Linked DNA regions of Homo sapiens: regions 1, 3 and 4 are each linked to region 2. A link is a loop called in an ENCODE intact Hi-C map of the cell type or tissue named here. Cell type or tissue: gastrocnemius medialis. All regions are shown on one strand. Region 1 holds the start of LOC124903210 (a long non-coding RNA gene). Region 2 overlaps LINC03082 (long intergenic non-protein coding RNA 3082). Region 3 has its middle 46 kb from the start of LINC00396. Region 4 has its middle 110 kb from the start of LINC00396.

What was found. Hi-C counts contacts between places; a loop is a spot of excess contacts. Peaks named below come from ENCODE experiments on the same cell type or tissue, not always from the same donor. Only the 100,000 strongest peaks of a DNase experiment are listed, where the experiment ranks them.
Region 1: a loop joins it to region 2, with 4 times the contacts of the local background. A loop is called at or near these places in 10 of 110 quality-filtered maps.
Region 3: a loop joins it to region 2, with 3 times the contacts of the local background. A loop is called at or near these places in 7 of 110 quality-filtered maps.
Region 4: it touches region 2 in a loop (2.6-fold over the local background); 9 of 110 quality-filtered maps call a loop at or near these places.

What each region holds. Positions count from the first base shown.
Region 1 is chr13:109,606,322-109,614,321 of GRCh38, reverse strand. LOC124903210 (a long non-coding RNA gene) reads left to right here and starts at 7,174. Exons shown (of 2, transcript XR_007063870.1): 1 at 7,174-8,000. In gastrocnemius medialis, a CTCF peak has its summit at 3,606 (motif pointing left); no DNase peak of the experiment used is centred here.
Region 2 is chr13:110,104,655-110,112,654 of GRCh38, reverse strand. The region is part of intron 1 of LINC03082 (long intergenic non-protein coding RNA 3082); the gene reads left to right. Among named protein-coding and RNA genes, the nearest start is that of LINC03032, 13 kb to the left of the region's middle. In gastrocnemius medialis, CTCF peaks have their summits at 71 (motif pointing right), 3,360, 3,559 and 4,390; DNase peaks (open chromatin) are centred at 2,554, 3,574 and 5,784; H3K4me3 peaks cover 786 bases; H3K27ac peaks cover 4,066 bases.
Region 3 is chr13:110,003,542-110,011,541 of GRCh38, reverse strand. It overlaps a transcript of LINC03082 not described here. Among named protein-coding and RNA genes, the nearest start is that of LINC00396, 46 kb to the left of the region's middle. In gastrocnemius medialis, no CTCF peak of the experiment used is centred here; a DNase peak (open chromatin) is centred at 4,971; H3K27ac peaks cover 1,280 bases.
Region 4 is chr13:109,934,559-109,942,558 of GRCh38, reverse strand. No RefSeq gene overlaps it. Among named protein-coding and RNA genes, the nearest start is that of LINC00396, 110 kb to the left of the region's middle. In gastrocnemius medialis, no CTCF peak of the experiment used is centred here; DNase peaks (open chromatin) are centred at 3,818 and 4,177; H3K27ac peaks cover 1,209 bases.

The sequences.
Region 1 (8,000 bases), 500 kb after region 2:
TCCATCAGTAACGTGGGAGAAGTGAATATCAAAAAAGTTTTTAACATCAATAGTAAGGCTCCAGTTGTTCATTGTTTGACAGCTCCTGAAATAGCCAAAATGGTTCTGAATCCAGGTGGTTATGATCATGGTGATGATGAAGATGTTGTTGTCAACACTGCAGAAGCAATGCCTACAGATGACATGGTGAAAGTGTGTCATGGTCTCACTGAAGGAACAGAGCAGCATGCATTCACAGCAGAGTAAGACATCATGTTAGCTTATAAAATCAAAAAGAGATGTTGGAGACACAGAACATTGTTAATGAGGCAGATGACTCTGGTGGAAACACTTTGAAAAGCCACCCAGTAGAATGCCTCCTCATCCCTAGAGGACCCGCTTTCTGGTCCTTTAACTGCTTCTGAGATTTCTTCTGCTCTAAAAAAATAAAACACAATGTACAGTAACCTTTTAATCAAAACACAGCATTGTAGATGGAGGCTGGGAGCTGCGTTGTTTGTTGCTGCCGTTGTCTGACAGCTGATGCAGGTGTTCCAGGGATGCTAATGTGCTGGCTAGCTACCAAGAACACTTATTTTTTTCACTGTATTAATGGCATATCGTATTTTTTACTGTTAAATACTTACGTGAGAATAAGTGTAAGAAAATGGTTGCTTATCTGTAGCATGTAGCATGTAAATTTAGTCAGGAATAATGGTGATGCCAAATAACCACAGATTGTCCACAGTGGGGGAGGGGGTGGGTGAGGTGGACACCTTTGTGCTGGTTCACGGTACACAAAGTTTGTTTATGTACAAAATTCTTAAAAATGATGTATAAAATTACCTTCAGGCTATGTGTGTAAGGTGTGTATGAAACACAAATGAATTTATATTTGGACTTCATTCTCATTCCCAAGATGACTCATTATGTATATGCAAATATTCCAAAATCCAAAGCACTTCTGGTCCCAAGCACTTTGCACAAGGGACGCTCAACCTGTATTACTAAAGTGAATGAAGACATGCTGTAAAGAAGATATTTGTAAAATAGCTCATCAACAAAACACTCATGCCCGAACATATTAATCCATAATAAACAAAACTGGTGATCCAATAGACAAATGGTCAGAAATCTGAAGAATCACCTCAAAAACACATACCTGAATGGCCAGCAAACATATTCAAATAGGCTTGACCTTATAATCAATAAGATAAGTGCAAATTAAAACCAAAAATGAGAAGCAGTTAGCCACAAAACTAGCAAAAAATATAAAAAAGAAAAAGAAGAGAAGTCAGAGGCAACACTGTGAAGGAAGATATGGGGCAAAGGGGTCTCTGACACAACGTTGATGGGAATGTTAAACCTACTCTGGAAAATAGTTTGGCATTATCTAACATATTTGAAGATGTTCAAATCTTTTGACAAAGCAGTTCTACTCTTAAATATATATTCAGAAAAGCAATTGCTTTTGTGCATGAGAATACACATTTTTAAAAAACTGTACAAAGCAGTATTTTTTTATAAAAGCAAATTTGAAAATAACTTAGATGTCCACCAAAGAAAACAGATATAGTAAATTTGTCTGGACATGTGTTACGGAATTCTAGCCAACAGTGAAAATGAAAAACTATAAGTGTTTTCAACAAAATGGATCAACTTCACAAAAATAATTTGGGGTGGGGGCAACATCACAAAAGAACATGTTATGGACTGAACGATGTCCTCCCATCCTCCCAAAGTTCATATGTTGAAGCTGTAACCCCTCAAGGGGTTGACAGCAGTCCTCCCTTATCCACAGTTTTGCTTTCTGTGGTTTCAGTTACCTGGAGTCAACCAGGATCCAAAAATAGGTGAGTCAGAACAATAAGATGAGAGAGAGAGAGAGACAGAGGGAGAGAGAGCACATACACATACCTTTTACTGCAGTGTATTGCTATGATTATTGTATTATTGTAAATTTCTTACTGTACCTAATTTATAAATTAAACTTTATGATACATATGTATGTATAGGAAAAACATAGCATGTCTAGGGCTTGTTACTGTCTGTGGTTTCAGGCATCCACTGAGGTTTTAATACAAATTCCCCTCGGATATGGGGGTAACTACTGTATTGGGGTCTTTAAAGAGGTAATTAAGTGAGGTCATAAGGGTGTGGCCCAATATGATTGGTGTCCTCACAAGAAGATATTAGGACACAGGCACATGTGCTCACAGAGGCAGGACCATGTGAGGACACAGTGAGAAGTGGGCCATCTGCAAGTTAAGGAAAGAGGCCTCAGGAGAAACCAAATCTGCTGGCACCTTGATCTTGGGCTTCCAGCCTCTAGAATTGTGAGACAATACATTGCTGTTGTTTAAGTCCCTCCACCCGAGTCAGTGGTATTTTGGTATGGCATTCCCAGCACATTAATACAGAATACACACTTTTTGGTAATTGCATTTATATAAATTTCAGGAACAGGTAAACTTAAATTATCTTGTTTAGGAATGTAGATGAGGATGATAAAACAAGAAAAGGATTTTCATGAAGAGTCTAGATAGTGGTTTTCTCTAGAAGGAAGGAGCTGAATACAATGGAGGAAGAATTCATGGGAACTTCTGGGGTCTGACAAGGAACGAATTCTCAGCCTGGATGGTAGCTATATAGATTTCTCCTTACAATTCCTTCTGCTGTATATATGTTTTGTGTAGTATTACATATGGGTGGTAAAGTGCACGACTAAATGAAAATCCAAGGGACTGCTAAGTAGGCAATTTAAGATGGTTGTTTGATTTTGTGGGAAGAGCCAATATATATTTTATGGTGAAAATGCATTTTCTTAAACTAGTAGGCAGTGGGTATCAGAATGATCATCTCGTTGTTATTCATAAACCATATATATTTTGCATTCATTATGTAGGCACTTAGCATTTTAGAAATGCAATTTTTCTTTTAAAAAGGGTAAAAAGAACAGTGGTATCTAGTGTCCTCAGAATTCAATGACTATTTAGCTTACAAGGGTGCCTCACAAAGTGATTAAAAAAAACACAGAATACCCAGTGAAATTTTAAATTTAGAGAAAATGTGAAAAAAGTTTAGCGTAGTTGATCCCAAATGTTGTATGGGATATACTTATGCTTCAATTGTTCACTGTTTAGAGCAAATTCATGTTTAACTGAGAATCCTCTCTTTTTATTAATCCAATCTGGTGAGCCTAGTAAATTTCAGAGCTTGAACGACTCGCCAGGAATCCTCCCTCCCGCATCCTCAGTTCAGGGCAAAGCATCAGTATCCATCGTACGATTTAATTCCCTGACCACATCATCAATTCTTCTCTCTCTCAGCAAAGGGCTGTCTACAGATTTATGCATTCCTTGGGCATCTCTACCTAAATGCATTGAAGAACAAACTCATTATCTTTTCTCTAAAATGAGATAATGGTCTCCCCCGAACTTTCCTATTTATGTCAAGGATCCTGTGTTAGGATTCTTTGTCACAAGTGGTGGAAACCCAATTGGAGCAACTGGCAAGTGACAGTTTAGGGCTGGGTGTCATGGGCCCACCTGAGGGGTGGGAAGCAGTAGGGGCCTCATGGTACATGGGACAGGGACAGGAACCCCACTGCACTCCCCACCTCTGCCCTCTGCTGGCTATGTGGCCTCATTCTCATGGGGCTTCCAGCAGCTCTCGGGTGGGGCTCCCACAAGACAGCCTGGGTTTCATTCTGGCTCTGCCACTTAAGAGTGATGGCCCTAGCACAAGTCGTTGAGCTTTTCTGTGCCTCGATTTCCTCATCTGTGAACTCCTTTTTAAGTCAAGTTCTGTGGAAGCAGAGCATGAGATGGGTTTGGTCCACTGAGGAATGCTCTCAGGAAAAAGGGAGGGAGGGATGCGAGACCATCCTGGCGAAAGCGTGGTCTCAGCTGGAGTCTGCATTCTGCCTGGTTCCATGGGAGCTCTGGAGAACAAATCGCTGTATAAAGTTGATCTCAGCTTGTGGCACAGACTGGCCTTTGTAACCCAGTGTTAGTAGGCTGCAGCTTGTCAACTGCCTCTTGTGGGGGCCAGGAGGTATGGAAATAGCTTCCTAGGAAAAGTGTTTTAATTTTGTCCAGGGCAGTTGGGGAGAAGGGAATATCTCTGAGTTATTAACAGCCAGCTGTGTGTCGGGGGGTGATGAGTGCACCAGCCCAGTGTGGGGGCCACCAGCTTCCACGACGCTGGGCACGATTGCAGAACCCACCCCGGGGTTGGCTGGAATGACTGAGGGGATGAATTTATGTGAAGTGCTCGGATCATCATGTGGAATGCAGTAAGCCCTCCATGCATGTGATATGATGGCAATTATTTTTTATTTTCACTAGTAGCTCATGAGAGGTATTATGTCTAGGAAAACAAAACAAAACAGGAAAAAATAACCCAGACACCAGTATTTTCCCAGCAGTCCAGGATCCAAAGCTTAAAGGTCTGGTTGGTTCCCCTTTTGGTGTCTATCAGAGTCAACGGGTCCTAGGGCTGGATCTGGGCTTCACACGCTGGAGATGCTGTATTGCGTCCAGGCCCATGTGGCTGAACCCCTTCACTCAGCGATGTCCTCTACACGCACACATCCTCAGCCACAGTTGTTTTTCTCATGGCTCTCCCTCTGTCTCTGTCTCTTCCTCTGACTCTCTTCCTTTCTCCCTCTCTCCCTCTCTATTTGCTTTCTGAGGTATGCTATGATGTTGGTTTTAAATACTTAATTGTACCCAAGTAATACGTGTGTGTTTAAATAAAATCAAAGAGAAAGAAAGCATATGACAAAACCCAGCAACCCCCAGGCCAACACTCCCCAGGCCTTGATCCCACTCACTAGGGCCAATCACTTTCCACCCTTGTGGATGTTTCCTTTTTTTTTTTTAACCTCTTCCATGTATTTATAATCTCCACTCATCATTTATTAACTTAGACATGACCTTTTTTCTTTGTTTTATCATGAATGAGCTGCCATAAGCAACACCTCACCTTCTCTAGCACATCCTCACCAACACATTCTATCACTGTTAATAGATCAGGAACACGGGCACATCTGTGCATTTCCATTATCCCTTGCAGAGCCAGGTGGCATACTACAATTATATTTCCTTTCTTATATCACCATTTTAGCTGGAGAAAAATGTCTTCCTTTTTCTTTTTCCCCATTTCATTTGTGTTGAATTCCATCCCCAGGCCCTCACGTGTCTTCAGATGTCATTATTCTTTCCTTGTACTTGATAGGTTGACTACTTTTAGAATTCTAAATTGAAGATTATTCTCTGTCTGAATTTTAAATGCATTGTTCTCTTTTCTTCAATAGCCGACGTCACTGTTAGGACGTGCTGTACCTTTTGATTTCTATTTCTCAGTATGTTGTTCTTGTTTACTTTTGCATTTAAAATTCACTTGCATGAGCATGTTATAAAGAGGGTGTATATTGCAGGGGGAAGGGATCTCTGAAGCCACCTTCCACCCATTGTACACATTCACCGCAACTTGGATCTGTCCCTAGATGATGGGCTCACAATACAGCTTCTTTCTTACATCTCTCCCTGCTCTTAAGTCCTGTTACTTCTTCCTGTGAAACTCTATATGTCCCTGGCATGCAGTGCATTTTACAGTGAGTTACTTTTTAGTGAATGCCTCCAGTACGTCAGTTACGCCCTCCTGCTTCAGAGCTTAGGCAGGGTGCACTACACTTCTTTGTATCACAGCTTTTAGTTTTTGCTCATGAACCTATGGATGATCCATAGTCCAGCAGTTTTTTTTTTGTACAACTGTCAAAATCTCAGATATTCAACAAGGTCAACATGTATTATAATCTTTTAACTACTGTTGGTTTTTAAACGGTTTTAAACTCTATATCAGAGGCCATTTGTTTTTGTTGTTGTAAGTCAGGGTTTGATGTATGCACAAAGGAGGCGGTATTATCCTGTTCCGACTCATTCATCGACAGTCAGTCCTCAGTTTTTGTTCTGGTGACAGTCCTACTGTACACAAATGTGTTTTGCAAGTGGGATTTTGTGCAACACTATATCAAGTGTATTACAATCATCATTCTAATGTATCACATCAACTACCTTGCTTTCATCTGTAAATCTTGCAATTCCATCAAAAAAGCAATCAAGTTGTCTATGGGATGATTTGTGTCTCACAAACATCTAGTGATTATGGCTTCTGGTTCCATTATCCTATGGATGCTTTCAGAATTCCACATCTCCTTCCTCCATTATTTACTGGAGATACAAGTTGTGCACAGATAATTCAAATTTGCCAGGTTTCACTGATGATTTTATAAAGCCATTAAGTAGGAAGATGATATCGTATTTCACAAATGAAGCTAAAACAAATAAATGTGTGAACTGAAGAGCAATGATTCAACCATAATTTCAATCTTAAAAATCCTCGGTTTTCCTGGAATTGAAAATTCCGTTTTGGCAGAGCTAACTTTGTCCATAGCTTTTTTTGAGGTCTCTCAAGCCCTTCCAATTTAGCAAGGTTTGTAAAGAACCACCACATTTTATCTGCCTACGTAAAACCAGATAAATACATAGGGTTTGCTTCAAACTGCTTACTTATTTTGCAGCCACAATTTTTCACACACTCTCCCCTTTGTAGAATTTGGGAACAATCCCAATCTTGTAATTTACACAATCACTGAGCCAAAACACATGAATGTGCATGGGTTATCTGTGGCCCTCAACCTTAAATGTTGGGAGGAGGAAGCCACAGAATGGAGGGAACGTTTCTGTGTAGCCAGCTGTGCTGCCCTCATTCTGGGGACAGAGCATCCCAAGATGTGTGCATGCATCCACCCCTTTCCTGACAGATGATTAGGAGAGATTTAGGGGGATGTTTCCAGTTCTATTCACAAGAGCAAAGACATGAAATCCACTTAAATACCCACCAGCGGTAGACTGTATAAAGAAAATGTGGACATACACATCATGGAATACTATGCAGCCATTAAAGAGAATGAGATCATGTCCTTTGCAGGAACATGGATGAAGCTGGAGGTCATTATCCTTAGCAAACTAATGCAGAAACAGAAAACAAAATACCCCATGTTCTCACTTATAAGTGAGAGCTTAATGATGAGAACACGTGGACACAAAGAGGCGAACAACAGACACTGGGGCCTACCTGAGGGTAGAGGGTGGGAGGAGGAGGGAGAGGGGCAGAAAAAATATTTGGTACTAGGTTTTGTACCAGGGGGACAAAATAATCTGTGTAACAAGTCCCCAAGACACAAGTTTATCTATATGACAAACTTTGACGTGTAGCCCTGAGTCTAAAATAAAAGTTTTTTAAAAATGGCCATTCTAGAAATAAAAATATAAAAGAGTTGGGGGGAAAAAGTGGCCACAATCTTTTCCAGCTTGAATGGGAGGTGGTAAGCAGTACGGGCCCATGGCAGTTGCTGTCTTCACGGTAGGAACTTTGAGTACTTTTCATGTAAAACAGCTCTTTATTGCCTAAGGGCAGTAGAAATTGGTGTGGACAGTTAAGAATAGAGGGTTGAGCTGTATCAGTAAAGGAGGTTTTGCAATATCAAGTTTAGAGACTAAAGCTCAAATTTCAGTCAGAGCAATTCTAGAAAACTCTTGGCACAATTGCTTTATGACATTGTATTTTGTTGAAAGATGAAGGAGAGAGTGAAGTGACTATCTGGGGACCCTGAGGAAGTCCCTAAGATTCTGTTGACAAAGGAATCTGAGTGCAGGAAGCACGTGGCTTGCCTACCCAGCTCAAGTCTTATGAAGAGTACAGGTGTTGACAGTTTCTGAAGACAGAGCAGAGGAGGCTCTGGACCTGATGTCTATTTGATGGCAGAAGTGAGTAAGGGTACCTAGTCACATTGCTTTGTAAGAACCATTTTTACATGTGCCTGACTGTCTGTAGTTGCAAGTCAAATTTGACAAAACCACAGTGTAGGTTTATAGCTAGAACTTACATGTATATATTTACTGTCATTTGATTTTTTCCCTAGGAGAATGATATTTAATTTTTCTCATTTTCAC
Region 2 (8,000 bases):
CGTGGGGCTGGAAGGCTCTGGCTCAGGGCTTTTCACAAGGTTGCAGTCAAGGTGTTGATGGGGGCTGTGGCCAGCAGAGGGCGTGACTAGGGCTGGAGGACTCGGTCTTTTTTTTATTATTATTATACTTTAAGTTTTAGGGTACATGTGCACGATGTGCAGGTTAGTTACATACGTATACATGTGCCATGCTGGTGTGCTGCACCCATTAACTCGTCATTTAGCATTAGGTGTATCTCCTAAAGCTATCCCTCCCCCATCCCCACACCCCACAACAGTCCCCAGAGTGTGATGTTCCCCTTCCTGTGTCCATGTGTTCTCATTGTTCAATTCCCATCTATGAGTGAGAATATGCGGTGTTTGGTTTTTTGTTCTTGCGATAGTTTACTGAGAATGATGATTTCCAATTTCATCCATGTCTCTACAAAGGACATGAACTCATCATTTTTTATGGCTGCATAGTATTCCATGGTGTATATATGCCACATTTTCTTAATCCAGTCTAACATTGTTGGACATTTGGGTTGGTTCCAAGTCTTTGCTATTGTGAATAGTGCCACAATAAACATACGTGTGCATGTGTCTTTATAGCAGCATGATTTATAGTCCTTTGGGTATATACCCAGTAATGGGATGGCTGGGTCAAATGGTATTTCTAGTTCTAGATCCCTGAGGAATCGCCACACTGACTTCCACAAGGGTTGAAAGGCCTTTGACAAAATTCAACAACCCTTCATGCTAAAAACTCTCAATAAATTAGGTATTGATGGGACATATCTCAAAATAATAAGAGCTATCTATGACAAACCCACAGCCAATATCATACTGAATGGACAAAAACTGGAAGCATTCCCTTTGAAAACTGGCACAAGACAGGGATGCCCTCTCTCACCACTCCTTATTCAACATAGTGTTGGAAGTTCTGACCAGGGCAATTAGGCAGGAGAAGGAAATAAAGGGTATTCAATTAGGAAAAGAGGAAGTCAAATTGTCCCTGTTTGCAGATGACATGATTGTATATCTAGAAAACCCCATTGTCTCAGCCCAAAATCTCCTTAAGCTGATAAGCAACTTCAGCAAAGTCTCAGGATACAAAATCAATGTGCAAAAATCACAAGCATTCCTATACACTAATAACAGACAAACAGAGAGCCAAATCATGAGTGAACTTCCATTCACAATTGCTTCAAAGAGAATAAAATACCCAGGAATCCAACTTACAAGGGACGTGAAGGACCTCTTCAAGGAGAACTACAAACCACTGCTCAATGAAATAAAAGAGGATACAAACAAATGGAAGAACATTCCATGCTCATGGGTAGGAAGAATCAATATCGTGAAAATGGCCATACTGCCCAAGGTAATTTACAGATTCAATGCCATCCCCATCAAGCTACCAATGACTTTCTTCTCAGAATTGGAAAAAACTACTTTAAAGTTCATATGGAACCAAAAAAGAGCCCGCATCGCCAAGTCAATCCTAAGCCAAAAGAACAAGGCTCAGTCTTTGTTAGATAAGGTATCTGGGAGAGCTGCCAAGGGGATGGTAAGGGGGTGAGCAGAGATGGGAAAGCGCCACGTGGGACACCGTTCTGTCCCGCCACCCAGCCCGCCACGCAGCCCTCCACGCAGCCCGCCACCCAGCCCGCCACGCAGCCCGCCACGCAGCCCGCCACCCAGCCCGCCACCCAGCCCGCCACGCAGCCCGCCACCCTGGCCAGCCTTATCTTCTTAGTCTGTTAATCTTCTGCTGATATTGTTTGTTTGTTTGTTTGTTTGAAATGGAGTTTTGCTCTTGTTGCCCAGGCAGGAGTGCAATGGCGAAATCTCAGCTCACTGCAGCCTCCGCCTCCCAGGTTCAAGTGATTCTCCTGCCTCAGCCTCCCGAGTAGCTGGGATTACAGGCACCCACCACCACACCTGAATAATTTTTTATATTTGTTTTAGTAGAGATGGGGTTTCACTATGTTGGCCAGGCTGGTCTCGAACTCCTGGCTTCGGGTGATCTGCCTGCCTTGGCCTCCCAAAGTGCTGGGATTATAGGCATGAGCCACTGTGCCTAATATTCTGCTAATGTGACCATCCTAGACTCCGTAGTAAGAGATTCTAACTTTGAAAACAGCAGAGTTTGCCTGATTTTATTTGCTATTTTTCAAAGCGTGCTGTTTCATCAGTGCCTATGCAATGATGTCTATTTTCCATTGGGGTCCTGTCAATACCAGGTGAAAGAGGGGCACCTGTCAATACCAGATCTACTTGGCTGCTCTCCAAGAAGATCTGGTATTTACGGTTGCCCCTCTTTCAAGCTCAATCCCTATCTGTTTGGAGTCTAAAACAACCTGCAGACTTTCTTCTTCCCTGTGGGTTTTCCCTTGTTTAGTTTATTTATATCGGAAGACTCCACGAAGGGATCAGAGCGGACAGCTTGGGACTGAAGGGCACGTGGTGTCTGACTGGTTAGACAGTAGGGAAATAAGAGCTCCACAGAGGGAAGGGAATGGAGTAGCTAGCGCTTGGAAAGAGACGGCTGGGGGTTGACTTGGCAGCTTCTGGGAGTGCATGGCAGGCTTATCCCTCCGTGGAGGACAGGCCTGACTCAGCCGCCTGTCTCCATAGGGGGAGGAACAAGGCGGAGGCGTGCATGGCCCGGCTGCAGGACAGCTCAACAGCAGGAGCATCAAGGGCTGCCAGGGCCCTGCAGAAGGCACCGCTCCGCCGCAGAAACTGCCTTTTCCGTATTAGGATCATGATCCTGTAAAGGTGCAGCTGCTGTACCATGCTAATGAGCTCTTAAAATCTGTATTGCAGCACGTAAGTAAAAAGTCTGAACAAACTGTCTTAAAGAAAGAAGACGAAGAAGAATGAACTATCAGTCACTGTTGTGAGCACTCTTTGAGGAGGCAAGGAGAAGTGTGCTTTTAGAATTGACTGCGTTTTAAAGGACACAATGCCATTTTCTTGGAACTGGAGCAAGATAGAAATGTATGAATTTGTTGTCCCAGAGGGTGACGAAACTGTCTCTCAGGCAGAGTTCAAAGACCCCGAGGGACCCAGGAGATTTGTGGGAACGTCAGTTAGTGGGTTTCCTTTTTCATATGAAAAGGCTCCAGCAGTTAACCAGGCGTATTTAGGAGCATGGTGATGTGAATTTCCAAGGCTCCTCGGGGTAGCATTGCAGTTTCAGACCACACAACAAAGTGAAGCTTCCTGAAATTCAAGACATTGTTGGGGACTTATCTCCAGTAAGGATCAGTTTAGGGACACATAAGGGAGACAGGCCACGCCTCTCTCCTGGTGTCCTCTAATACCCTTAGCCAGCAAGCACCTTAGACTACGGGAAGGGGGAAAATGGGGAAGAGGTCCCACTGATGTGGATAGATGGTCCAGTAGGGGTGTTTCTGAAGCCTGTGCCTGGGGTCTTGGCGCTTTCCCCTTCTCTCTGCCGGGGCTAGTCCCTGACTCCTGGCCCCTGCACCCTATATGTCCTTTTTCTTGTCTGAGCCTAGAGACAGAAACCACCCAAGACCAATGTCAACTTGCCATGTCAGCCAGGAGCCTTCCCCTGGGTGGCAGCACACTCCACACAAAGCAGGCAGAGCAGGCCCGCTGCAGCATCCAGGCCCTGCTGGGAGGGATCCCTACTGGAAGTGCACTCACAGCCTGGTCAGCCTCATTCCTGGGCCTCTTGAGGCTCCCATGCATTTGCCAGAGCCCGCCCACACTTGCACTCCTACACTCACTTAGAAACACACACACACACTGCCACAGCCACACACACACTCACATGTACACAACCACATCAACACTCACACACTTATTCACAAACTCACACACACACTCATACATGCACACAGGTGTATACTTGCACATCCACACTCATAAATGCACATCCACAGCCCACACAACCTCATGCACATACACATATACACACATTCACACTCATCTCTACCCACACACATGCACACTTATTCACAAACTTATACATACACACACAGGCCCATACTCACACACACCCAACACAGGCAGTCACACACGCACACACCCTCTCACTCTTGCACGTGCACACACATTCTCACACACACTCCTATACTTATTCACATACACACTCTGTGACACACTCATGCTTGTAGACACTCACATGCACACTCGCCCATACCTAACATGATGTTACACACACTCAATCACAGCATGCTCACAATCAAACCCACACACTGTCACACACTCACACACGTGTGTTCTGTTGCACACTCACACTCTCACACTGGTGCAGTGCCTCCCTTGGGCACCTGCTGTCTTTGGCTCTAAAGCTTACGGAAGTGGCGGCCTTGCCCGAGCCAGGCCTAGTTGCTTGCTAGGGCCTTGTTAATGGCGCCTCAGTGTGGAGAACGGCGGGAAGTACGTTTTGCTTCCCAGGGTGGTTGATCCCGAGACCACAGGTTCCAGCCTGTCTGCCGCCCCAGGGTGCTGACAGGAGCTGCCTCCACTGCCTTGTGTGCCATGTCTATATTAAATTAGGGGTCCCCATGTCCCCAAGGCCCACTCTCCGCTAGGCTGTGCCCCTGACGTTCACAGAGGCAACACCCTCTTTGATGACTTACCAGCGTCCACAGAGTGACTCCAAAGGCCAGAAGTGCCAACAACTCAACTGGGCACTTGGCACCACACTTGGAACCTCCGACTGCCCCAAGCATGTGACCCGGGAGCCTCCTGGATCCATGCTGCTGTGGCAGCTCCCTCCAGAACTTCAGGTCCCATCGCCAAGGGATCCCTGAGAACAGGGCTGACGGAGAAGGTCTGGGCCTAGTCTTAGCAGTGCCACCCTTTTGTGGAGGGACAGTGTTCTGAGCCTCGATATCCTCCTATGGAAAACAAAGGTTTTAGGACTTTGATCTTAGTGCACTCGGGCCACTGCAATGAATTGCCACAACCTCGGGCTTGACACAAGAAGTGTGTTTTTTCACAGTTCTGGAGGCTGAGGGTCCAAAATCATGGGGTCCACAGGCCGTGGTCCCTCTGAAGGCTCCGGAAAGGGTCTCCCCTGCTTCCAGCCTCTAGTGCTGATGCAGTCCTTGGCATTGCTCGGCTTCCAGCCACATCGCTCCCGTCTCTGCCTCTGTGGTCACTTGAGGTCTTCCCTGTGTGTCTCGGTATAAATTTCCTCCTCTTAGGAGGACCTCCATCATTGGATTAAGTCCCCAGGTAAGCCAGCATGACCTCATTTTAACTCGATCACATTCACAAATACCTATTTCCAAATAAGGTCCCATTCACAGGTACGGTTTACAACTTGAACTTGGCTTTCTGGGAGACACAATTCACCCCTAACACTGACCTTCAAGATCGTGACATTTAGAGATGATGTGTAACCAGAGATTATTAATATTACAGTAAATGACATGAAGAAAAGGAATAAAGTGTCAGGCAGCTCTACCCACCAGCCTGAGCACATTTCTGAATCTAACTGGCAGCTCAGTTTGGGGGCAGTTCTCACCCTCATCTGATCTTCTGCTGCTCAGGACTGAGAGTCCTGCTTTAGAATCTGCTCAGCCCTAACATCTCAGGGCCCCACAGAGGCTCGGCCTTCCTTCAGCGAGGCTGAAGGACCTGGGAGGTCTCTGAGATGAGGTATGGGGGAGTGCCACTCTACTTCCTTATTAGGGGCGAGCTGTCTTGGAGCTGGTCTCGGTAAAGAGCTGTCTCTGCTCCTGCCCCCAGCCTGCTCTGCCATGCAGTGCCTCTGGGCAGCTTCCCAGGGCTCAGGTCCAAGCTGCAGCTCCTTGCCTCAGAGCACACACTGCTTTTAGCTTCAAAGTCATGGTCAGCACTCCAGCCCCAGCTCTCTAAGCCTGAAATTCAAAGCAATTCCCAGAGTCAGCGTGGCCTTTTGGAGGTACCCCCTGTTATTCATCGATGGAGCCCCTGTTCCCGTGCAAAGGACAGCCCACGTAATCACAGCTCCATCCTGCGCCAGGCCTCGGGGAATGAAGTTCATCCTCATGTTGGATGGCCGATGTCCTCCATAAACATTCCACAGCTTCGTAAACTCATGACTGTCTTTGAACACAGGCTGTTCCTATCAACCTTCAATCTTCAACTCTTTCCCTTGGGCGACCCCTTCCCAGAAAACCTGGCGTTTCTACACTTTCATCTTTAACGGAGTGTCTTTGATATATGCTGTCACTTCTGTAATATACTTGTGAAACATTTTCTATGACTATTGTCGTAAAAGAGGAGACCAATCCTCAAGCCATATAACAACAGCAAGAAGTCCATTGACCAACATAAACATATGTCTACATAATTAATGCTGTTTCCTCTAAGAAGCTGGCTTGCATGTGAAATGAATGAGAGGTGCTGATAATGAATTGAGAAGTAGTCGCCATACGGCTAATGGTTCCAGGACCTGTCGTTGGCTCTGGAGACAGAGTGCTGAGTTAGGTATCATGGCTCCATCTTCACCTGCTGGCTCTGTGTCCTCATGGGAGTGAGTTAACTCATCCAAGCCTTAGTTTAGGCATCTGTAGAATGGAAATACTAGTAGGCCCCATCTCCTAAATGGATTCTCAGCTTGCCCTGATGCTCCCGCTGCTGGGCTGTCCTGCAGGCCGGCCATGCACCCCTCTGCCTTGCCCTGAGGTAATCCATGTGCAATTCCTTACTGTGTTACTTGGCTCATAGAGGCACTTAGTAAATGTTAGGCATTTATTCTTAGCAATCACACTATTAACAGAAATAAAGGAAGCCAATGGAACAGTGATAGAAAAACCTGGAACTTGGGTTCAGAATGAACTCTTTCATGTTCTAGTTAAGTTTCTTCAGAAAAGTCAAAACTTCTTCCAACCTCACCCACTGCACCTCTAAAATGGGATAATAATGACATTCCCTCACACGGATGCCATGAGGCTGCAATGCATGGAAAGATGTGGAGTTGCTATTCCAAAGTTATTTATCACTAAAGTCATTCAAGCTCTGTTTTATTCCCAAGAAATAGGTAGGAGAGTTAAAGACATCTTGACTTTGTAGAATGAATGAGACCACATGTGCTGAAGTCCTTCAAAGTTTGTCAAGCTTTCACCATGTGAGGCACCACGATGGTTACTAAGGAGACACTGAGCAAGGGCCATAGATGTGGCTTCCAGTGTAGGTCTTGAAAAGGACATGACTTGTCCATGAACCTGGACTTGAATTCTGGCCCTCATTCCTCTCAATTAAGTGTCGCCGTGAGTGGCTGGGCCACTTTTGCACGGAGTTACTTTCGGTCAGCTGCCTCTGCCTGCCCTTGCTAAGTTCTCAAGAGAGCAAATGTCACAGCAGTCTGTGCCCTGGGAACAGGGAATGGGCCTCACACTGTCCCTCCCACCACATGGCCCCTGTCTTGTGCTTTAAAATATGACATCTAAAAAATGCAAACCTGCCAGTACACAGTGGAGTCTAATCTCATGATGTCAGAATGCTTGGCAGGCCTTGAGATATCGTTGAAGATAAAGCCGAAGGGGGCACTATGGGAAGTGCTCCTGCCATACTGTGGGGAGAGACTTTTTCTAAAATAACATAGGAACTGTTTGTCAGGGATGGAAGAGTTTGGTGGTGGTGGTTGTGGTCATGTCTTGGACACCATAAAAAAGGTGGGAGGAAAAATCTGCAGAGGACCTGCTGAGACACCGTGGGAAGCAGCCTGCATGGGGGCTGCCCTCTGGGAAGGAGCAGGCTGTGTCGGGCAAGTTGCTAGCTCCAGGGCCTGGGCACGAGGCTGTGCAACATGGGCCGGATTGGACTGCTCCTCACGGGACCAGCTTCTCGCTCACCTGGCAAGGCCCAGGCAGAGAAGCCTGAGGTGGGCTCCCACAATCACAGACCCAGTGCATTTGGAAACAAACAAACAAAAAACAAAACGCCAGCTCTGGCTCCCAGATATGGATGAGATGTTACTGTCCTCCTCCCACAGGCAGGTGCAGGGCTTAATCCAGGTGTTCTCAGACAGCGGTCCCTGCACCAGCAGC
Region 3 (8,000 bases), 100 kb after region 2:
ATTTGTTTATGCTGGCATTGTAACATATTAATATTTTTCCCATTATCAAATTTTGTGAGAATATCAGTGGTACATTTTAAAATCTAATAAGCATTATCAGATGCCTTATGAAGATTATCTGCCAAATTATAGCCCTAATAGTAAAAGATTTTTAGCCATATTTTGTTTAATTAGCTTGTGTTGATATTTTATTACTTAGAAACTCCCACCCCCCGAACCCTCAAATGACTTGTTCCTTGAACATAAAGAATAAAATTGGGACAGTCTGTCCTCACAATATTTTCTGGTCCAAAGCAATTCCAGATGAATACATGCTTTTGAATAGAATATACCATTTTGCATCAATTACATTTCCACTGATTTAAGCAAGGATACTGGATAGGAGAAACAGTGCAATAATTTAGACCTTCAAACCCTTAGAAAAACAAATCAGCATCAAGTGTGTAAAATAATGTTCATGTGGGTAGAAAGGGAGGAAGTGCCTTAAAAGACTGGACCAGAGTCTCCTTTCTGGCTGCCCTCTGTGTGTTCCCAGCGAATTGATTTCATAGTGTCTTATGACTGCCTGCTATCTTTGCTAAGCAATCTGGCTGTTGCTGTTGTTTAAAACATTCCCCCCTGATTTTAAAGCCACATGCCTTCCACTTGTCATGCAAGCTGATAAGCACACTTTCTTTTTCACTTATAGACAACCTGCTCTGAGGCTCCTAAAAATGTTTCTGTGAGGATTGTGATTTCTGAATGTGGTAATAGCTTTTACATGATGCCTTATAAACAGGTGCCCTCTACATTAGAAGCGTAGCCAGAGCCCCCACTCTCAGGGCTTGACATCTGCGGGTTTTAGAGCGATAGCTGGGTGAGTGTGTTGCTACTATTCTGATGATGGATGACAGCAATAGATCAAGGTAGATCAACATTCTTAAGGTACAGCAGTAAAAGGGTGAGAGTAAAATGGAAATGCATGAGTGCTTTTCAAAGGCAAGAGATTAATAGCTCTGGGCATGCCAGAAATACCGGGATAACTTTTCCACATCTCTAAATGTAGTTAGCTCTCTTCTAATTAGCTTGTCCTCTGCCAGACCACAGCTGGGGGCAGCTCATACACACTGTGCCTTTAATTCCCACAACTGGAGTGGGTGGCAGTCCCTTCTAGGATATGTGGAGACGAACAGAACTGAATTTTCTGGAAGCATTATTGAATTTACTTCTTAAATGGCTTTCCATCATCTTCTAACTGGTGAGGACCAGTGACTATCATTAGTCAGGCTGCACCAACAAGGAATGGAAAATGGAGGTTACAGGCTCTATGGACGTCGACCTCTGATGGTTGAAATCTCCTTTCAATATTCCTGCTTCCTAAAAAATGTGTGGATCCCCATGTGGCCTTCTGCTAGTAATGAGGTCTACAGATCAAACTCAATTATTTCCTTATGCTATAAGACTGCCAAATTCATCTTAAAATGTCCCGGGATCATACAATGATGTAGTTTCAAGGTTTTAAAATAAAAGAAGAACCTATCAGCTTCCCCTTCAGCAATTAATAAGCTGATGTTAACAGCTCTATCTCTGTACTGACTGGTAAAGCAGTACCGTGTTCAAGATCCCTCTGAATTTATGTCAATCCCACATTTCTAATTATTTTTAGTCTGTTCTTCTTTTTCCATTAAGTGGATATATCCATGTATGGTGACCTATTCAAACAAGGTTTCCAAAATGTTAGAAGAGTAAGGACCTCTCATTGGAATCAATGATATGTTTTCTTGATCTTTAGGACAAATTTTCTCTATGTGGTAGAATTTGAGCTTGCAGCAGTGGCAGAAACTGAATGATGGCTGAGGTCATCCATATGAAGAAGTAGCTTTATCCCCACTTTATTGTAGGCCCCATCCTTGTAAGCTACATCCTAATCCCAGAACTCCTCAGAAGCTGCTCTGGTTCTGGGTTGACATACAGATAATAAAGTGGGGACAAACACAATAACTTAACAATGAGAGAAGCTAGCAGTAGTGACTTGATCTATGGCACTTACGGAGTGTCTGAAATACAAACTCCCACGAGGCCATGAAGAAATTCCCAATTAGACAACAGTGATGGATGGGCTATATTAGACAACTTTTACACCTTCTCAAGATTTCTAGGACCTAACTTCTGTATTTGACGGCTGGGACTAGTGACCTCTTCTGTTATCATGGGCTATGAGTGACTAAGCCCAGTACCACACTTTTCATAGCAAAGATTACCATCAGTTGTTTATGAAGTTCGATACCGACAAACCTGATTGATAATGGGATCTTACTATGGATCATTAGCTGAGTGCACAAAAGATTCTGATACAATGCCTCCTCTCAGAACATAGGAATGAAATGCATTTTAAAAATGCAAAGTATTACCTGTATTTCAGGCATCAAGAGAAAACAGCAAACCAGTCTGAAATTCCACGACCAATGAGCCCTGGAATATGAGTATGCTTTTAAAACAGACTGCTTAGAAGAACAAAATGTTAGAGCATAATGTAACCCTGGTAATTTCTTCATTGGAACTTTCCACCCACTACTTCTGAACGGAAAAAGTACTCTTGAGTCCTGAGTTACCCATTACACACTGACTGTTTCCTTAATAGTAGCTGGTGGATTAGCTTTTGAGTAGGATGTCCTGCGACTTCTCACTATGCCTTCATTATTCCCTTTTTATTCTGTGAAGTGGCATTCCTTGTTAGTTATGAAGTGGAAAATGCAGCTATTGTAACTCAGCATACTTGTTCATAAGAAATAAAACCAAAAGGAAATTAAACAATTTTTTTGGCATCTGTAAAGGCATTTTAAAGATTAGTTAGAATAATCCAATTTTCACTTCCTTTAAATGATACTACATTTAATTTAATGATTTCTGAATTCATTATAAATAGAATCATTTAAATTAATGTGAAAAAAATGGTGTTACCTGTTTTGAATTATTAGAATTCTTCTTTGAAATTTATATCATGTCATTAAAGAATGCCTAGGGACAAAGCTACCTTCGCCCTATTTGGTTCACTCTTTTGAAGAGGCCGTGGTCCTCTGCCGCTGAGCTCTCATAATGCCTGTTGAACAGAATGGGAAGGCCTTGAGAACCACACTGTGTGTGAACTCACTGAGTGTCAAAAGAGGAGATGATGGTGAACTCATAAAGAAGAAACTGGAGAATATACTGTGGACCTTCTTAGGACTCTGTTGTCATTGAGCTCCGGGATAATGATTCTGTCAGATTTATGTCTTATGAAGTTGAATAACTCACTCTGTGCATAATATGAGCCGTGAATCTCCTGCTCATTCCCATTTGATCATCAGATGAAACGACAGTGACAGAAAAGTGGCTGAAGCCATGTTTAAACTTTGCCTGTTCCATTTTTGGTAAGAGGTCAAAAGTCATAACAAAATCAAATATTTTGGATAATTTAAATATTTAGATTTCTGTCATTTATCTACTCTTTTTATTTGAGGACTATAGGCAAGACTACTTATTGCAATACGAATAAAGTGGAGAATCCCATGGAATGTAATCCTGGGAAGAGCAGATTGGCTGTCATGTACTTATTCCTATATCTGGGTATTTTTAAAGCAAACTTCACAGGATCACCTTCAAATCAAGCTCAGACCCTTACTGACTGCAAGTTTAAGCAAACGACTTTACTTCTCTGAACCTTGGTTAATTCATCTGTGCGTAGCCACAATGCCTACCTTGCAGAGTAATAAAAAACACGTGGAACGTTGTAGGTACTCCATAAATTCGACAATATTATACTATGCTGGTCAAAACAAGGTAAACAAACACCCATACAAATGTTTCCTCCAAAAATTTCATGGTCATTTATTTTCTACACTTACTTGCTAGTGTCTCAATTTGCTGATACACTCTACATTCTTCATCACTATTAAATTCAAGAGTAAATTTTAGGAAAAGCACAAGTAAAATGTGCAGTTGCTATGAAAGTTGTAACAGCCACTGACCTAGTGTCGGGCGAGATTCCCATTGCACTCTCTTCCCCTAGTACCTTGTGGAAACCTTCGGGAAGTATTCAATGGGCATTTCATCAGTCTCCAGTTTTTAAATAGTTCTCACTTTATGAGTGTGGCAATCAATTTTGGGTGAACCGTTTGTTTCGTAATTTGATCCTGTTACGCTAGATGCAGTTTGTATGTAACCGGAGCCTTTATGGCTTGATATAATTATTTGCCCATGTATGTTATCTTTTGAAAATTCAAGAGTTGGCCAGGTGCGGTGGCTCATGCCTGTAATCCCAGCACTTTGGGAGGCCGAGGCGGGCGTATCACCTGAGGTTGACAGTTTGAGACCAGCCCAGCCAACATAGAGAAACCCCGTCTCCTCTAAAAATACAAAATTCAAACTTAGCTGGGCATGGTGGCCCACGCCTGTAATCCCAGCTACTTAGGAGGCTGAGGCAGGAGAATTGCTTGAACCCCGGAGGCAGAGGTTGCAGTGAGCCAAGGTCTTGCCATTGCACTCCATCCTGGGCAAAAAGAGCGAAACTCCATCTCAAAAAAAAAAAAGAAAAGAAAAGAAAAGAAAAGAAAATTCAAGAGTCACAATATTTAGGTGTGGCTTAAAAACAGAATCATCCCTTGAATAAGAAGACATTCTAAGAAGAAGAAGGCCTATGACCTGAGGGTTGCAGGCTCTAAGGTCTCATGTGGAGTAGAGACAGCTGAGAGTTATTATTTTGGTTTGAGGTTCATCCAGTCTACATATCCTGTGGGCCCTGAAGACAAGTGAGACTTCACAGGCAGGGTCTTCAGTGGGCTGGGAAGAGCTGGTGCTGCGGTTCCAATGGGACACTGATCCTATCCTGGGAAGTTGGAGTTGAGCAATGGGAGGGAAGGAGGCAGAAACCAGAGATAGGAGGCCAAGGGCAAGGTGGCCCTGGTGTAGAAATGCTCTGGACAGGACGTGAGCTTGTGCTCGAGTGGCCTTTGTACGTGACACAATCAGAGATGTGAAGAAATAGATCTGCTCAAGTGAGGAACCGCATGTCACCCTCTTGGCTAGACCAGAACGTAATGCTTAATACACATTCTTTGTGGCAGAGAGGAGTCTCCTTTTGGTGCTCCCGGCACGGACCTTTTGAGTCATCACAGGTGCTGGAGCACGTCCAGGGTGATTACAATAGACAACATTATGGCTGGGCTTGGCAGTGCTACCCTCATTTAGGATCTGCTGTTTGTTCCATTATAGCATCCAATTTACCTTAGACATTTCAACTCCTTCTAAACGAAAGCTTGGTAGAAGTTTCCTTGTACCCAGAACTTCCTCATGTTTTAAAGAGGCTTGGTGCTGTGGAAACTGAGTGGGGAAAATTTGGAATGTGGTCCTGAGTGCTTGTGCTTAAGCACAGGAGTTCCTAGTAACATTTAATTGATGTGTATCTACAAATATTTACTGTGTATGCCAGCTGGCAATCTGTTTTGTACTTATCTGTGGATTTTAAGACATTTCCATGTGAGTGTGAGTGTAGAGTGTGTAAGATTTATTCGCGCCGGCAAGTGACCCAGTGGGCCCACATATTATGCAGAAATCCAAATCTCAAAGGATATCCTCATGTTCTCTTGAAAATACAGTGCCTTATTATATCAATAGATCAACTGCTAGGTGAAGCCAACCTGTTAATGTTGTGGCATAAATCTGAACAATTGGCTGATTTATTAGGGTGGTGCAGATAACTACCCAGTTAAGCCAAAACATCTGCTCTGAGGCATGACTAGATGGTTTGGACCGCAAGATCAGTTAAAATCACAAGACAGTCACTCACCAGCACTTGGGCCAGCCTTGGGTGCAGTGTCCCTGGTTTTCTCTGTAGACTGTTCCTCCCTGCAGGCATCACCCCAACATTGGGTGCAGCCCCACTTCCCAGTCCAGATATGCAGGGAGCAGGATTTAAGGAGGCACTCGTTCTCCCCTGCCTCCCCTGTATGTGCCCCACCCAGAGCATGGGTGCCTCCTTGAACTGTGCACCCTGGTCCCCTCACTTCCCTCACCTTAGTGCCAGTTCCATCCTGACTCTAAGGTCAACTGGACCTTAGGTGCCCTAAGAACTCAGTCTTATTCTCTGAGGCCCAGCAAAGTGGGGTTCACCATGTGTCTGGCCGTGACTTCATGCAACATCTGTGATAACCAGGATTATATTTTGCTCCTGTCATGATTCCAAGCACCCACTTTCCCTGGGACCATCCTATTTTCACACTTAATCCTCACAGTAGCCATGTGAAACGGCTCTTATCCTTGCTATTCAGATGAAGCTCAGAGAGGCTGTGGAAGTTGCTCCAAGTCTCATCGCTTGTGGTGATGGGGCTGGGGTTTAAATCGAGCATGAAGTCCAGCCTCCTCTTGTTTCCCAGTTCCCATAGCTGGCTCCCCATGACAGAGCTCTTTCCCAGTGCTCCAGGAAATGACCGTTACCCACTAGTATGACTAGGGTGCCATCACCCCCTTTGCACAGATACTCTGCATGGCCCCACTCTCTGACAACTGACCCTGTTTTTAGCCACACACTTGGATCTCCAAATATCACCAAGTCTTGATCTGGTGGTTGACAGGTGGGTCTCAGGAGTCCTGGCTTCACCATGTCATAGCATGTGATTTGGGGAAGTCACTTCACAGATGAGTGCCTTGCATCCCTCAGGTGTAAAGTGGAGATCCTTGGAAATATGTGCCTGGGAGGCTGCTGGCAAGACCAAATGAGGTGTGGTCAGTAAACCCCTTAGAACACTGCCTGACCTATAGGCCACATTCAAACAATGTCATCAATTATTATGATGCTTCCTAATGTCTGGGATTGGCCTTCCTCTTAAGAAACCCCATGTAGACTTCTGTGGTAGCAGCTGCTGGAAGTTTCTGTCTTCAGGGCCACCCCCAGGGCCATGTTTCTCTGAGCACCTAGAGATGGACTTGCTTCTCGGGCCTCTCCTAATCTCTGTGCCACTGCAGCTAGTTCAGCCCTGCATTAGAGAGTGAAGTGAATAGGTGACCTTCACAGGAAGTCAGTGAATGCACCAAAATGTTCAGTCGAAGAGAATGCTGTGAGGGACGAAGGGCTGGAATAAACTGGTGCACAGAAGAAACGAAGCACAAAAGATGTGAGCAAGAGCTGTGCTGACCACAATCCCCTCCCAGAAGGTACCTTCAGCATTTTGTTCACCCACAAGGCTGAAAAACATGGCTGTCATTGGTGAAAGACACTCTATTGGCCTAGGATGTTGTGAAAAGACATAGGTTTTTTTTGGTAGGGATGGTTGGGTGTATTAGGATTGTTCAGAGCTGCAGAACCAATAGTCTCTTTAGAGAGAGAGAGGAGAGAGATTTATTTTACGGAATTGGTTTGTACTACTGCGAGGGCTGGCAAGTCTGAAATTCACAGGATAGGCCAGCAAGCTGGATACTCAGGGGAGAGCCTATGGATATGACCGTTTAAGCCTTAAGGCCATCTGCTGGCAGGATTCCCTCTTCCTTGGGGAGATCGGCCTTTTACTGAAAGGCTTCAGCTATTTAGAGAAGGCCCACCCACATTTTTGAGGATCATCTACTTTGTCAGCGTCTCCTGATTTAAATGTTTACATCAACTAAAAAATAACTTCACACCAACATCCAGATGCGTTGGACCCGATATCTGGGTACTGTGGCCTGGCCACATTCACACACAACCTTAACTATCACATTGGGCCTTTGAAATTAACTGGCTGTCCAAGGCTGTCCGTCACCTGGGAGGTTCCCAAAGCAGATTATTTCCGGTCAAAGTCACTTTGTCAAGTCGTAAGTTGCCAGGGGAATTAAGAAAGCATCCCTTTAGGATGATGACTATGAGGCTTTTCAGATGGACCGATAGCATGCACGTGCAAATGGCAGATGTCTCTTTGTAGAATATTCTGGAGACATGGTGAGTTGTTCCACGACTAACCAACAGTAGACTCACACACGTGCACAACACAGTGCTGCTTTTGGTGCTGAAATAG
Region 4 (8,000 bases), 170 kb after region 2:
TGCAAACTGCGCCTCCCAGATTCAAGTGATTCTCAGTCTCCCAAGTAGCTGGGATTACAAGGGTGTGCCACCATGCCCAGCTAATTATTTTGTCTTTTTAGTAGAGGTGGGTTTTTGCCATGTTGGCCAGGCTGGTCTCCAAGTTTTGGCCTCAAGTGATCTGCCTGCCTTGGCCTCCCAAAATGCTAGGATTAGGCGTGAGCCACCTCATCTAGCTTCACCTGTACTTTTGACCACACAGGAATTAATAATGCAAACATGATTATACAATTCAGAATCTTCATTTCCATTTGGTATTGATGGTGTAGTCATTTAAATGTTATGCATAGTTTTATCAACGTTGTCTCCGTTTAATTGTAATCTTATGGTGAATAGGAAATAGGTCTAGCTAGTTCTTACGCAACCAATGACACAGCACGTGTGGATGGTTAATCATTCCTAACAACACTGATGAGAACTTGCTGCTTTAGAGAGATGTTCAAAAAGTTTCAATGACCGAGGATTAACTTTCAAAATCATTAAAATTCCTTCTCCATTCAAAACACGTTAGTTTAGAATTAAATTATATGGCTGAAAGAGGACAATGAGATTTGCATTTTAGTCGTAACTGCAGAAAAAGGAGAAGGAGGAAGACCAAGGGCAGGTAGAAGAAGATGAGGAGGAGAATGAGGAGGAAGAGAAAGAGAAAGAGAGGCAGGATGAAGAGTGAGGAGAAGAAGGAAGAGGAGGAGGAGCAGGAGGTGAACTGAGATGAAGAGTTCATTTGTGGATGTATAGACGGCAAGACTCTTGTGGCTTCTCTGTCCATACTGTAAGCCAACAGTTGGACAGACAAGGTTATAGATCTTGGAAAAGTTTAAACTAGAAATAGAAATGTGAATGTCATCTACATATAAATGACTAAACTGCAAGTAGTTTTGTTCATAAGCAATGAATGATTGCCTGTGAAACACATAAACAATGTGAAAAACAGTCTGCCATGGTGAGATCTCTCTAGAAAACCCCAGAGGTAAATGGATCAGCAGAGGCAGATCCTGAAAGCACCAGGAAAAGAGCAATCAGGGAAGGAGGGAGAGAAAAAGCAGGCACTAGCCTCAGGGAGATGAAAGGAAATTCATTTCTCAAGTTGAAGGGAAATTCCAAGTACCCAGGATTGAAGGAGCAGATATGACCAGGCAGATAAGAACTGAGAAACATCCCTTGGATTTGAAAATATGAGATCATTGACAACTTTTGCGGCAGGAGTTCTGAGGAAAGGTGGGGTGTGCTCCAGGTTGCAAGGTTGGAAGAGTAAATAAATAGGGAGCAAGTGGAAACAAAGTGTAGACCGGGTTTTAACACACTTGGCCAATAAAAGAAGGAAAGAGACAGCAATAGCCACGGAGCAGACATAGAATCATAGAATTTTATTTTGTTTAGTTAGGATGAGAGCCAGTTTATAAACTGGGGGGTAGAAGGAGTAAGAAAAAAAAAAGGAAATTAGTGATAGAGGAGAGATACAGGGTAACTGATGAACCAATATCTCTAAGGACACAGAAGGCTGAAAAGATTTTTCTTGAATAAGAGAAGGGTCTGGATTTCTGAGACTGATGGGGAGGGAGCGAGTGAGGAAAGGGCTATGACACTTTGTATGTGGCAGGCGGGAATTTGCAATGGCTGACGCAGATTACCCATTTCCTTGCCAATCTAGAAGGTAGATAAAGGGCTGGTCAGAGAAGAGTGGAGAGCTCGCCATGTGAGTGAAAGTTTTCCACGATCGCTTGGGGCAGGCAGGGAAATGACCCAACATGAGTAAAGGGATTGTTAAATGTGGCCTAGGGGCAGGCTGAAGTCGCAGACTAGCAATAATTCATAACTCATCCTCCGTTTTCTAAGTTTTCTCCAGGAAGCCAAAGCATCCAAGTTAAGGGGGGCAGATTATTGGATTCACCCTGAGCTAGGGTTTTGCTGCACCTGAGCATCAGAGGGACAGACCAAGAGGGAGTTGAGGGCCCCAGGGTTGCAGAGAAACAAGAGAAAACTGAACGATCAGGTGAGGAAGTCTCAGTGAACTTAGTGGGTGTGTGTAGCATAAGTGAGGGCGTGACTGTGGAGGGGTTCTGCCATTTAGTATTTCAGAGGAAGAACAGTTCTTGGAGGATGGCGTCTAAGATGTGGTGATGTGTGTCCAACTTGCGACCTCCACCAGGAAGCTTTCCCTGATGCTCAGGTGAGATATAAATAGCTTTCTCTCATTCTTCTGAGCCTGCACATCACTCTGTTCTTTTCTTAAGCTTGGCTTTAGGCACCGAGTGTGGTAGATTACAAAAATGGCCCCAATTCTCCCCACTCCCTGTGTCCAAGACTTTTGCCGATTCACTTTGCAGTTTTCTCCTCCTCTGACTCTCAGTCAGCCATGCGACTTCTCTTGGCCCGTGGGACTTCAGCCACCATCATGTAAGCAGAGGCCCGAAAAGCCTTGGGTGGTTAGGACGGCCCTTGTCCTGGCTGCTGCATCCATGTCTGAGCTGGCCTTCTGGAAGAGTAAAGACATGTGGAGCAGAGCCGAGTCCGTGTCGTCCAGCGGAGGCCATCCTGGGTGAGCCAACCCCCCGCTGACCACACAGGAAACACACAGGTGTGCTCAGCCCAGATCACAGAACCCCATGGAACTGTGAGCTAAATAAACACTTATTTTTGCATTTTGCTGAGTTTTGTGGTTGCATTCTACTCAGTGTTATTAATGATATACTAGGTTAACTCTCAACGTATCAGAGACTCATTCAGGGCAGGGCTATGAGCTCAAATAAAGTGACAATCATGGAAAATAAATGAAGAATTTCATGTCAGGTCTCAGAGAGGGGCCACGTACCTGGCTTGCTCCAAGCCCGGGAAGCCTAGTCAAGGCCGTTTGACACAGTCTGGAATCACAATTTACAAATTAGTTAAGTAAGTTAGTCCTTGTTTGCCACCAAACTAGGGAATACAGGATTTAATAAAGCAAATGTGGATACTGAATCACCCAGGCTGGAAGGTGGGAGCTGTCTGGTTGAAGTGAAGTCAATCCCTGATTTTGTTGCATGAATTCCAAGCGTTTAGCGATAAATCTCAATTTGATGAAAGGTCTATCTTTTCATGAAACTAAGAGAATAATGTATAGAAAGAGAGTCAGATATTAGAAACACAAGAGCATGCTTCATGTTACAAATGCACATGTATTTCTGTTCATCATTACAGAAGTATTTTTGTGTTTGCCAAATTTGCTCCATGCTTCTCTGTTTAAAAGGCTAGAGAAAGGTGGTTTTAATAAAGTTTTCTAATGTAATAGAACAAGCAGTAATAACATCCTGTTTGGAATCTTTGGAGGAAAAGAAAGGTTTCCTTTTGAAATGCTTTTTCAAGAATTATTTTCAACTAACTAGAAGAGGAAAAACCAGTGTCAGGGAACTAAAAGGGGGCTCCATGTTCCTCTATAGTCATGCCTTTCATGTTGTTAATTGATGGTATTGTTAGGGGCTCAGAATTACTCTATAATCAAATGAAATGGCCAGAAAGCTAAAAGCAAAGGGGAGCCTTTGAATGTGGTCACAAAGAGAAGGCAGTTTCCCATTTCTTTCATCAATTAAAGTAGCTAATGAGTCCATGTGAAATCCATAGGCAGGTCTGTAGTTTGCGGGATAGCGTGGGCACTTTATAAGGAGGTACATGGCTCATTCTTGTATGGGTACAAGTAATCCTTTAAGTGAAAGCAGTTACATAACAGGAAAGAAATTTAATGCTGATCTCTTTGCTCTTACAAATGCAATCCTGGCAACCTGTCAGCTATGACCTAAGAAACACATCATAACACTCTAGTCACATTTGGCTGTGTGTCATCCGAGGAATACATCTGTACCTGTATTTCGATACTAGCCGAGGGAGTTGAAGCAGCTGAATTTCATTTTTCATTTGCTTTATGAATTCTGTTGGTTTTCATTCACACCGGGCTGGAGGTACTGTAATAGGACCTGTTTCACAGGCCTACTTTCCTAGGAAAACACTGTGTTTCAGACAACTAGACATTCCTAGAAAGGAATTAAGGCTTAAACAGTACTCCTTAGTGTCAGGCAAATGTCCTGGAATGAGGTAACAACAACATGGCTGTGTGTGTGAGTTACAGGAGAGAGGCACAAAAGGGGAGAGAAGCCCGGTGTCCTCAGCTGACTCAATTGAGATCAGTCCTTCTTTTACAGGCAGAGGCCGGCAACTCCAGATGGTAATCGTGCACTTGTTCAGTAGCTGGTAGAAATGTGACCAAGTAGGACAGGTCCCAGGGGCACGTCTCAGTAGGTGCCCCATCTTCCAGCCTGGGATCTGTGCAGCCACTCTCATGCTACGGCTTCCTCCTGGAGCGACTTGCTGGGCTCACAAGCTCTCCCTACTTTCTCTTCTTCCACCAACACTTCCCCCTTCCCAACACAGTTAATGGAGTCATAACAGAATCTACCAATTACTGAGCAGCTAATGAATTATTTCCACAATTGTTCTAGGTCATCCTTATTACTCCCATGTTAGAGATGAGAAGGCTCAGGCTTAGAGAGGTGATCCTTTGCCCAAATTACCCAGCTAGTAGGCACACATTCCAGGTCTGCCTTGGTCCAAAGTCCATATGATGTTGAAATGGTTAATTTCACATGTTAACTTCGCCCGGGCTATGATGTGGCTGTGATGATATTTGGTAGATGTGCTTAATAGCTAAGATCAGTAGACTTTGAGTAAAGTAGATGACCCTCCATAATGTCGGTGAGCCTCAACCAATCAGTCAAAAACCCTGACAGCAAAGACTGAGATTTCCTGAAAAAGAAGGAATTCTGCCTCAAGACCGAGACAGAAATCCTGCTTAAGTTTCCATTCTGCCACACTGCGGAATTTGGACTTGAGACTGCAAGATCAGCCCTTACCTGAATCTCCAGCCTGTGGGTTTACTCTACAGAATTCAGACTTCCCAGCCCCAACAACTGCATAAGCCAGTTCCTTAAAGTCTCTGTCTCTCTCTTTATATATATATATATATATATATATATATATATATATATATATATATATATAAATATATATATATATATACATATACACATATATATATGTATATATGTATATATGTATGTATATATGTATATATGTGTATATATGTTTGTGTGTGTGTGTATATATATATATATGTATGTATATACACATATAGCCTATTGGCTCTGTTTCTCTGGAGAACCCTGGCTAATACACACATCCGTCATGCCTTATTTCTCACATGTAGCACACCCAGCTTTTCAACATGTTGACTGTAGCATGAGAAACTGTCAGGGTACAGGCCACATGGAACCTCGAAGAAGGACAAGTGTGGATTTCATGCCAGCACTGTATCTTGTTAGTGTTGTTAGCCCTGTAAGAGTTAAACAATAGCTCTAGGCCTGACAACTGGTGTGTCCCTTCCATCCTTCGGACCCCAGTGACCATCCTCTAGTCTCATTAATTCACCTCTTAACACAACTAGGCCTGGGCTCACTCTCTTCACTTGGATCCCTGCAAGATCAGACCTTTTTTCCAGGTGATGCCTTGGTTCTCAGCCATTATATTGGTTCTTCAGAGAAACAGAATAAATAGGAGATGATAGATTTAGATATGAAGGCATTAGATCTAGATATGTAGAGATGTAGGTGGATAGATAGATACAGATGTATAGACAGACAGGAAGACATACAGATCAATTGAGATGGAGATTTATTTTAAGGAATTGGCTGGCTTGGTTGTGGGGGCTGGGAAATCCAATATCCTTAAGGCAGAGGGCAGACTGCAAACTCAGGCAGGAGTTCATGCTGCAGCCTTGAGGCAGAATTCCTTTTTCTCTGAAAAATCAGTTTTTACTCGTAAGGCCTTCAACTGATGGGATGAGGCCCACTCACATTACAGAGGGTGATCTTCTTTACTTCAAGTAGGATGACTATAGATGTTAACCACATCTACAAAATATCTCTACAGTAACACCTAGATTCTTTTTGATTAAATAACCAGCACCTGAGCCTGACATGTTGACATATAAGACTACACATCATAGCTGTGCACTTCAGGAGAATACGACTGTGTATAAACCCTTATCCATAGCCCACCTGGCATTCCTGGGGCTCTCTTCTAGGGAAATCTTGGAGTCTGACTCTTGTCTATAGGCACTAAAGCCCTTACTAACATTGCCTGAATTCAGCCAAGTATCTTGAGGGTGACCGTATAATTTATTGCCCAAACTGGAACACTTTTGAGAATTAGAGGTAACTCCCTTGATAATTCTACCAGGTTTAATCTAGGACATACGTCATGTTATCCACATCTTCCTACACATAGCCTAAATGTGGCCTTTTCATCCCTTTTCCTGAGCCCACTTTTTAGGGCTCCTCTATTGCAAAGTCTTTCTAAGAAGAAAGCAGACATGTACAATGCATCACTGAAGATATTTCACTACGATATTTACATCCACTCTGTAATAAACTGTGACATTTTCTAGTATTTTCTACTTCATTTAAAAAATGTTTTTATGACAAATGGAAAAGCATCCTGTGCTCATGGATAGGAAGAATCAATATCATTAAAATGGCTATACTGCCCCAAGCAATTTACAGATTCAACGCTATTCCTATCAAACTACTAATGACATTCTTCACAGAACAAGAAAAAATTATTTTAAAATTTATATGGAACCAAAAAAAGAGCCTGAATAGCCAAGACACTCCTAAGCAAAAACAACAAAGCTGGAGGAATCATGTTATCTGACTTCAAACTATACTACAAGGCTACAGTGACCAAAAAGAGCATGGTACTGGTACAAAAACAAGGACATAGACCAACGGAATAGAATAGAGAACCCAGAAGTAAGGCTACACATCTAAGACCATATGATCTTTGACAAAGCTGACAAAAACAAGCAATGAGGAAAAGACTCCTTATTCAATAAATGATGCTGGGATAACTGGCTAGCCATATGCAGAAGATTGAAGCTGGACCCCTTTCTTACTCCATATACAAAAATCAACTCAAGACGAATTAAAGACTTAAATATGAAATCTGATACCATAAAAACCCTGGAAGACAACCTAGGCAATGCCATCCTGGATATAGGAATGGGTAAAGATTTCATCAGAAAGACACAAAAAGCTATTGCTACAAAAGCAAAAATTGACAAATGGGATCTAATTAAACTTAAGAGCTTCTGCACAGTAAAAAAAAAAATACTATCAACAGAGTAAATAGACAACCTACAGAATGGGAGAAAGTATTTCCAAACTATGCATCTGACAAAGGTCTAATGTCCAGCATCTATAAGAAATTTAAATTTACAAGAGGAAAACAACCCCATTAAAAAGTAGGCAAACAACATGAACAGACACATTTCAAAAGAAGCCATACATGTGGCCAACAAGCATATGAAAAAATGCTCAATATCATAGATCATTAGAGAAATGCAAATCAAAACCACAAGGAGATACCACCTCATGCCAGTCAGAATGGCTATTATTAAAAAGTAAAAAAATAACAGATGCTGGCAAAGTTGCGGAGAAAAGGGAACCCTTATATACTGTTGGTGGGAGTGTAAATTGTTTCAACCATTGTGGAAAGCAGTATGGCAATTCCTCAAAGAGCTAAAAGCAGAACTACCATTCGACCCAGAAATCCCATTACTGAGTATATACCCAGAGGAATATAAAGCATTCTACCATAAAGACGCATGCATGCACATGTTCATTGCAGCACTGTTCACAATAGCAAAGACATGGAATCAACCAAAATGCCCATCGATGACACACTGGTTAAAGAAAATGTGGTACATATACTCCATGGAGTACTATGCAGCCATAAAAAATATGAGATAATGTGTTTTGCGGTAACATGGATGGAGCTGGAGGCTATTGTCTTTAGCATACTAACGCAGGGACAGAAATCCAAATACTGCATGTTCTCACTTACAAGTGGGAGCTAAATGATAAGAACTTATGAAC